Regions from separate parts of the Homo sapiens genome. Here region 1 is linked to region 2. Evidence: chromatin contacts called from ENCODE Hi-C or POLR2A ChIA-PET data. All regions are on one chromosome and are shown on one strand. The core of a region is the stretch at or near the end of the contact, and the rest is flanking DNA. Distances in the headings are between cores, read along the strand shown.

Evidence for each region. A loop is a pair of places that touch in the nucleus more often than their neighbours do. ChIA-PET counts read pairs that join two places held with the same protein, here RNA polymerase II (POLR2A). Pooled maps may share reads with other maps.
Region 1: a loop to region 2 is called in a pooled map, with 2.1 times the contacts of the local background. The contact joins the promoter of ZNF609 here to the promoter of APH1B in region 2. A Hi-C loop is called at or near these places in 1 of 168 maps with a recorded cell type or tissue (heart right ventricle) and 1 of 50 pooled maps. POLR2A ChIA-PET finds 5 or more read pairs at or near these places in 1 of 52 experiments (H1).

What each region holds. Positions count from the first base shown.
Region 1 is chr15:64,458,760-64,462,385 of GRCh38, reverse strand. It overlaps ZNF609 (zinc finger protein 609), which reads right to left and starts at 1,808. Exons shown (of 10, transcript NM_015042.2): 1 at 1,548-1,808. LOC105370861 (a long non-coding RNA gene) reads left to right here and starts at 1,799. Exons shown (of 3, transcript XR_932367.3): 1 at 1,799-1,887. RefSeq lists silencers at 1,477-1,576, 1,637-1,756 and an enhancer at 2,217-2,286.
Region 2 is chr15:63,275,574-63,279,362 of GRCh38, reverse strand. APH1B (aph-1B gamma-secretase subunit) reads right to left here and starts at 1,758. Exons shown (of 6, transcript NM_031301.4): 1 at 1,627-1,758; 2 at 32-202. The coding sequence starts at 1,739. It overlaps LOC124903504 (a long non-coding RNA gene), which reads right to left. Exons shown (of 2, transcript XR_007064674.1): 2 at 2,511-3,345. RefSeq lists silencers at 1,452-1,731, 1,812-2,231.

The sequences.
Region 1 (3,626 bases), core at 559-3,058, 1.2 Mb before region 2:
TGATTCAACTAAGAGTAGAACCTTCCCTTGAAGTCTTCTTCCTTAAGGGTCTGAAACAAACATCGTAGTTGAGTCTACCAGACACTATTCCTTCACAACTTAGTACAGGCTAGCCAAAGAGGCAGGCACAACATGGCTGGCATCCCTTATTCTTCTGAAAAATGTGTGCCAATGAGCTCTGCATTGTTCCTCACTCAAAAAGAAGAGCCTTTCTCTCTGGCCTCCTCCAATGGCAAGCCCCAGTCTGGAAAAGGAAGAAAATGGCACTGAGGAGCCTGGGAGATGGAGCATATCCAAAGCTCTCAGACAAGACTTGAACCTATGACCTTCACTGTGTACACAATAGGCGGGTGAGAGGGACCGGTTTATCTCTGCTGCAGCAGTTCTCAGCCCTGGGGTAGCGCTCCCGATAAAATGACACGACTATTGTGTGTGGCAGCAGAACAGTCATCTCCTCACAACAGCCTAAACCAGCACTCCCTCCCCCAAGACAAAGCAGCAGGGGTGAAATTAACTCAAGGCTGCAGAGCAAAGCCTAATACAGAAAAGGGAGGCCTGTAGGGGCTTGGGGACTCTCCTCAACCCCTTAGGCTCTGGACACATGGCTGGAAACAGACAGGCTTTCTTCCCTATCTTTCTCACTCTCATTTAGGTAGGGAGCTGTTTCTTAGAGAATTTAATCATCCGTGATTTGTTCAGAAATATTCCCCCTGAAGGGCTCTGATCTCTCCACCCTGTGTGAGCCTAATTCCTCGAAGCTGAAATGACTGTTTGCTGCTGCCTGTTTCACAAACACACATTAATTGGTCAGATGTGTCTCCTCCTCCTCAACCCCAGAGGGAGGAAGGAGAATCTGAGCAAAGCACAGAGATGATCCAACCGTAATTACACATAAAGGGAAAAGAGGGCAGCATGGGTTTTCCAAACAGGATAGGGTCACAAACCCTCCCGGGGGTACAAGGATAGCAGTTGAGGTCCAGGCCCAGGGATCCCTCCATCTTGAAGAAAAGGACAGGAGTAAATGTGACCTGAAGACTGTTAGGGGCACACACCCACAACCTACTTACTGCAGGATCCCAGCCACCTTGCTCCCCACTCCTAGGTCACGCACACGTCCTGCTTCCGACCCTATGCTCTGAACAACCACCACCGCCCCCGCCCCCCCTCCCCCGCCAACTCCCTGACTGGCCCCAGTCGCCCCGAGCGCCCTCAACATACCCAGACTCGCCTCAGAAACTCTCTGGCCTGCTCCCATAACCTAGCCAGACCCTAATCCCCTCCCGGGCACCCCTACCCTCAGCCTGAACCGGCCGTGGCCACGCTTTGAACTTCACCCCGCGCCCCTCGACGCCCCCTCCCCCACCCACGCAACGACCCCCCCTACACACCTTCCCCTCGCTCCGCCCCAGCCCCCCCAACCCCCACTTCCTCCGTCAGGCAGCGCCGCCGCCCCCGGCCCCCATCAGATCCCCTCAGCCCCGCGCCCCATCGGTGCCGCCGCCTCTTTCCTCCCCCAGTCCCGGCTCCACACAAAGCTCCGGACTCACCGCGCGGCCGGTCCCGGGAGCCGCCACCTCCGCCCGCCCGGGGCCCCGGGCCGTAGAGCCGCCGCTGCTACGGGGCCCAGGCCGCCATCCGTTCCCGCGGCCCCTCCCCCCCACCCCACCCCGGCTCCGGCTCCGGCTCCGGCTCTGGCTCTCTGCCCCCTCCCCGCGCCTCTCCGCCCCGCCCGGCCGGTGCCGCTGTGTCCGGGGCCGCGGGTCCCTCAGCCGCCGCCACCGCCGCCGCCGCCGCGATCCGGGACAACCAGAGTCACCCGGAAGACGCGGACACTGGACTGCCAGGCCCTCGGATCCGGATTCCGCGCTTGTGTGGAGTCTGGAGCCGGTGAGCGCAGGGGAAACCCGGAACCTGGATGAAGGAGCGAAATCCTGGGTCTCGGAATGCGCGCTCACCCGGAGCCCAGATTAGGGAGTCTTAGCTCAGGGAATGCTGGAAAACCCGGCGTGCCGGTTAGAACCAAGATAAACTCAAAGAAACCTGGATTAGAGAGCTCGAACCTAACGCTGTCCCCTCGTGGGCAGTAGAACTCTCGCTGGATCAGACTTCCTCATAGAGAGGTCTCTGGGGGGAGTATTGCACCTTATAACACAGAAGACACCTCTTCTGTAGTTGTCCTTCAACCACAGAGAGGAAAGGGCCGTAGGGGATCTGAACATGGGCATCCACAAAGAACAGAAGAGCAATCACAGCTCCTGATGGTTTCATCCATTTTACCCCTTAGTTCAGCAAAGTACCAACCTCCTAATTTTTTATCCTTTGTTCTCCAGCTTTCTCTTTTAGGATTACCACTTGCTTTTCTCCCCAAAGCACCCATTTCTAATCCCTCTATATATCCCTTTTCCCCTCACCATCCTCTATCACTAAATCTTGTTGCCTTTTATTATCTAAAAACCTTATTCTGTCCTTCTCCAACCCACCATTCTAAGGATTGTAGCTTTTATTTTTCCTTATCTGCTATTCATCTCTGATTGCCCAGCATACTATCTAGTGCACAGTAGGCATTCAGTCCATGTTTAAGTGAGCCCTCCCACCCAGCTTTCACTTGTGAAACATCTATTCATGACGACCTCCTAAGACTTCCATCTCATTCCATAGCAAACAAATTTACCTTAATTCTCAAGGCCTCCCACATCCTAGCCCCTATTATGTCCTTCCTGTGTCCTTGACCATTTTATTTTGCTTTGCATTTATCTTACCTTTTTTCCCTTATCCTGGGGCATCCTTCAACAGTGCCACTCAAGATAGCATGTGACTTGGAGATAAAGTGAGGTCATAAAAAGGTGGGGGGAGGGGTTGATAGCTAAAGATAAAAGTAAACCTTTCTGGTCTAGGAAAAATAATCTCTCTTTGGTCCACCAATAGTCATGTTGTTAGACAGTACAGGGGCAGAACTGATCCCAGGTGACAGCGAACTTCCAATGTATACTAGACAAAGTTACAAGTGAGGATTCAGCTACTTAGCAGGTGGAGACAGAGAAGGGTTTAGTGTTTTAGACTTAGGCATGATTTAATTAAGGATTAAACATTCCAGTAGTCATCTCCCACTGAAGGAGCATGACTCTGCCATTGGAGAGAACTAGACTGCAAAAATAGGGAACAAAGGAAGGTAAACATTCCTGCAGTGAACTCCAAGTTTCAGCCAGAGAAAGTTCTCAAGCCTCGAAGAACCACTAAAAATTTTCAAGTGATCAGATGTCCCACATAGTAAACAAACCTTAAGTTTTGATTTACTGTTCCTCTAGACCAAGGGTTGGCAAACTGCATCTCACAGGTCAAATCAGGCTCACCACCTGTTTTAACATGTCCCATGAGCTAGAATGATTTTTACATTTTTAAACAGTTAAATAATCAAAATACTATTTCATGATGTGAAAATGATATGAAATTCAAATTTCAGGCCAGGTGCGGTGGCTCACGCCTGTAATCTCAGCACTTTGGGAGGCTGAGGCGGGCGGATCACGTGAGGTCGGGAATTCGAGACCAGGCTGACCAACATGGAGAAACCCCGTAAAAATACAAAAGTAGCCGGGCGTGGTGGTACATGCTTGTAATCCCAGCTACTT
Region 2 (3,789 bases), core at 509-3,008:
AAAAAAAAGGTAAGGCAGGTATTTAACTTACTTTAAGAGTTTATAATATGCAAATCGGAACATTTCTTGGATATAGACAGAGACAAACGCTCCAAAGATCAGCAGATATTTCTGTGTTGGTCCATCTTTGTTGTCAATAATGACTCTTGCCATGAACCAAACAAGGGACGAAATCAGTAGAGACACCAACCAGAAGAAAGCTCTGAAAAATACGGGAAAAAAAGTTACAAGTGAACATCAGTACAGGATTAATAATGTTTAAAAGCAGGAAAAAAAAAAAAACCTGCTTGAGAAGGAAGAGATTTCTTGACGTTTCAATAAGGAAAAGAAAGTCCTCATAAAGTGATACTCTGATCAGTTGTTCTTAACGGTGCATTTTCCTTGGTGAGACAAACGTGTCCAAGAGGAAGGCTGAGGTTTCCCAACAATTACTTTTTTCAATGACCCTGCTACTTGCAAGTACATCTGCAGACTCTATCTGCCAAGGACTATCTAGCTAGAAACTTGGTTATTTGCTACTCTTTCTAATCAATGCTCTGCCCATTGATGAGCCAAAACAAGAAAATACACAACCCTGATTACTGCAATTTTCATATTCTTAAAACTTACAAGAAATTATGGATTTACTGATCAGATATCTGCAAAGATGAGTATCTTTTCCAGAAAAATATCTACATCTCTATTAATAAAGTGACTGGTATAAAATTCAACTTGAAAACCTGTGTTCTGATCTGGATCAGTATCCAAGCCCTCCAGGTCTTACAGCACCCCTGGGGATTCTAATGATTATAGCAAGCTTTACAGACCCTTCCCAAATCTCTATTATTTTTAAAATGACATGCAGCGAAGCACTTTCAATACGTTTGTGGGAGGTGAAGAAACGCAGAAAAGCGGGAATCATTGGCCTAGTCTGGTGCCAAGAGAGACTCATCAGAGGAGGGGGGATGTGGTATGTGCAAGTAAGAGGCAGGTGATGACTGCGATGGGACACCAGAGTCCGGTATTTACCAAGCTCCCAGAAGGAGACGCACAGTCAGGTGCTTCGGTGTTTTTACAGGTTTCCACCCTTCGGCTGCACAACGGAACCATCCAAAAGGAGCTTAAATTTTTTTTTTTTTTTCTGAAGCCCGAATCCCATCCCCTAGACATTCTGATTCAATGGATCGGGGTGGGGGTGGGCATCGGCATGTTTTAAAGCACCTGGCCACAGGTGATTCTAATAGGCGGAAGTCGCGCACTACTATCCTAAACGCCAATGGTTTTTAACCCTTTGGGGATTACACATGCCTTTGAGAATCTGAGGGAAATTAGGGACTCCCCCTCCAGAAAATGAAGGATGCATATATGAACTTATCCATAATTTTTTTATACAACTTTAGTAGCTTCACGGATCACTAAACCCCACCCATGAGCCCCAGGCAAAAGGCCCTGACCCCCAGTGTGCGCTTCTTCCTAAGAGGGCGAGGCGCCTTTGGGGAGCCGGATCTCCGCTCTCCCCCTCTCAACCCTCCTCCCGTCTGAAACGCAACAAGGTCGAGCCGCGCGGTGGGGGCGCCGAGGGTCGCGGGTAACCCCAGCGGGGGAGGGGAGCCCCGGCGTCCGGGTTTCCCGACGCGACCGCCTCACCCGGCGATGAGGAAGATGATACGCAACGGCTCGGTGGCGATGGTGAAGACATAAAGGGCGAGCGCAGGCCCGAAGGCAATGAAGGCGCAGCCGAAGAACACGGCCGCAGTCATGGCCACCGCGGAAACCGACCCGGGGGCCCGTTGGGGACGCGAGATGCTCCCGGCGCGGGCGGGGTTCGGTGGGTGGGGCTCGGGGTGGGGGGCTAAGCGGGACGCGGGGGGCGGGGCGCGGCTCATGGGCAGGCACGGGGACGGGGGCGGGGCTCGGGGGCGGGGCACGTGGGGGCGGGGGCGGGGCTCGGAGGCGGGGTACGTGGGTCGCGGGGCGAGGCGGGGCGTGGGGGTAAACGCTAGGGCCTGGGGGACTGGGCGGGGCGTGGGCTGAGGGCGCCGGGCGCAGGGGCGGGCTCAAGGCGGTGAGCGCGGACCCCACCGTTGGGCCCTCCGCCCTACCGGGTGTCCGGAAGCGCCAGGGCCACGCCGCAGCTCCTGCTCCCGAGGCGGGCGTCCTCGGCGACGTTAGGGCCCCAGCCATCGCCGCAGCCCCACAGATACACTCCGATCGGGTTCCAGTGCCGGCCGCGAGGTGGTTAAGAGAAGGGAAGCTCCCTAGCCCACCTTCGAGCCGCATGCACCGAGAACAGGCAGAGATTCCAAGTCAACCAAAGAGACTAAACAAAAATGTAGCGCAGGAACAAGCAGGATTCCTTTTTAAATAGGTTTTTTTTTTTTTTTAAGCACATTTTACCGTTTGGATAGTTGCGGGAACTTCGTACTCCATCCTGTATAAAACCTAGGCTGGGATAGCAGTGACCCCGGGGATAACCCACAGATGGTAAAATGATGAAAGAGTGGTGGAAGAAGCTGCCCTTCTCAGGGCTGTTTCAGCCAAATGGTTTTTATTTTTTTCCCAATTCTTCAAAAGGGTTGTTTTTGCAGGCATTCTGTGACCACCCTACAAGCAATAGTAACATCTCCCTGCTCCGTCTTCTCACAGTCGTCCATTTCACTTGCTTATTTTTCTTCCCCGTTAAAACGCGAACTCCTGGGGGACAGGGACTTTGCTTTGCTCTTTGTTGTTTCCTCAGCACCTAGAAGTTCACTAATATCTGTTCAATAAGTGAAATAATTTAAAAGGTGGAAGTTATAAACATCTATATTAACAATTTCTGAAAGGTTTAAAAATTAAAACTTAAGTTCTCTGATCATTCACATCCAAGTTAGATTTTTCTTTATGTTGAATAATACTTCGTCGGTTATTTTGATCAGTGTGCCTGACACAGGTAAGTGCTATGTAAGTATTAACCACTCCTACATAATGTCCATCATGAATAAAGATTTTGGCAATCCACATTTAAAAAAACACCAGTAGACAAATGTTGGGACCTGACAGATGTTTTGCAGCTCGCCCCTGAAAATGCACCTTCAAATAATACAACTGCAGGTATTTAATTCTTACAGAAAAACATTACCTTTGCCCATTTAAAAGTCATATATATTTCCATTCACTCCCACAGAATACTTCTTCAGATTCCAGTGATTGTATTTTGAATGGTCAGATCCCAGCACAATACCTATCAAAACTCGGGTCGAGACAACAGTTCAGAGTGATAGATCTGCTTTGTAAAGATATGGAAAATGAGCTTCCAGACTGGAGGTCCTCAGTGCAACGCAGGCATGAGATGGCAGTGGCCTGATTCAGGGAATTAGCAGGACTCTGGAGGGAAGCAGACAAATTTAATAGAAGTTTAGGAATTGTACAAACAGAATTTAGTGACTAATGAGCTACATAGAGTGAGATGGGGGAAGAGTCAAGGATGAGGGCTTCTAGAGGGTTCGGGCTTAAGTGGATGCTGTGGAGACAGGAGGAGGAGAGAATATGGCAAAGTAGACACGATAATGAGTACCATTTTGTTATTTTGTTGTTACTGTTTTGGAGACATAGTCTCACTCTGTCGCCCAGGCTGGAGTGCAGTGGTGTGATCTCAGCTCACTGCAACCTCTGCCTCCCGAGTTCAAGCAATTATCCTGCCTCAGCCTCCAGAGTAGCTGGGACTATAGGCACGCGCCACCATGCCTGGGTTATTTTCGTATTTTAGTAGAGACAGTGTGAACAATGTTGGCCAGGCCAGTCTCGAACTCCTGGCCTCAAGTGACTTGC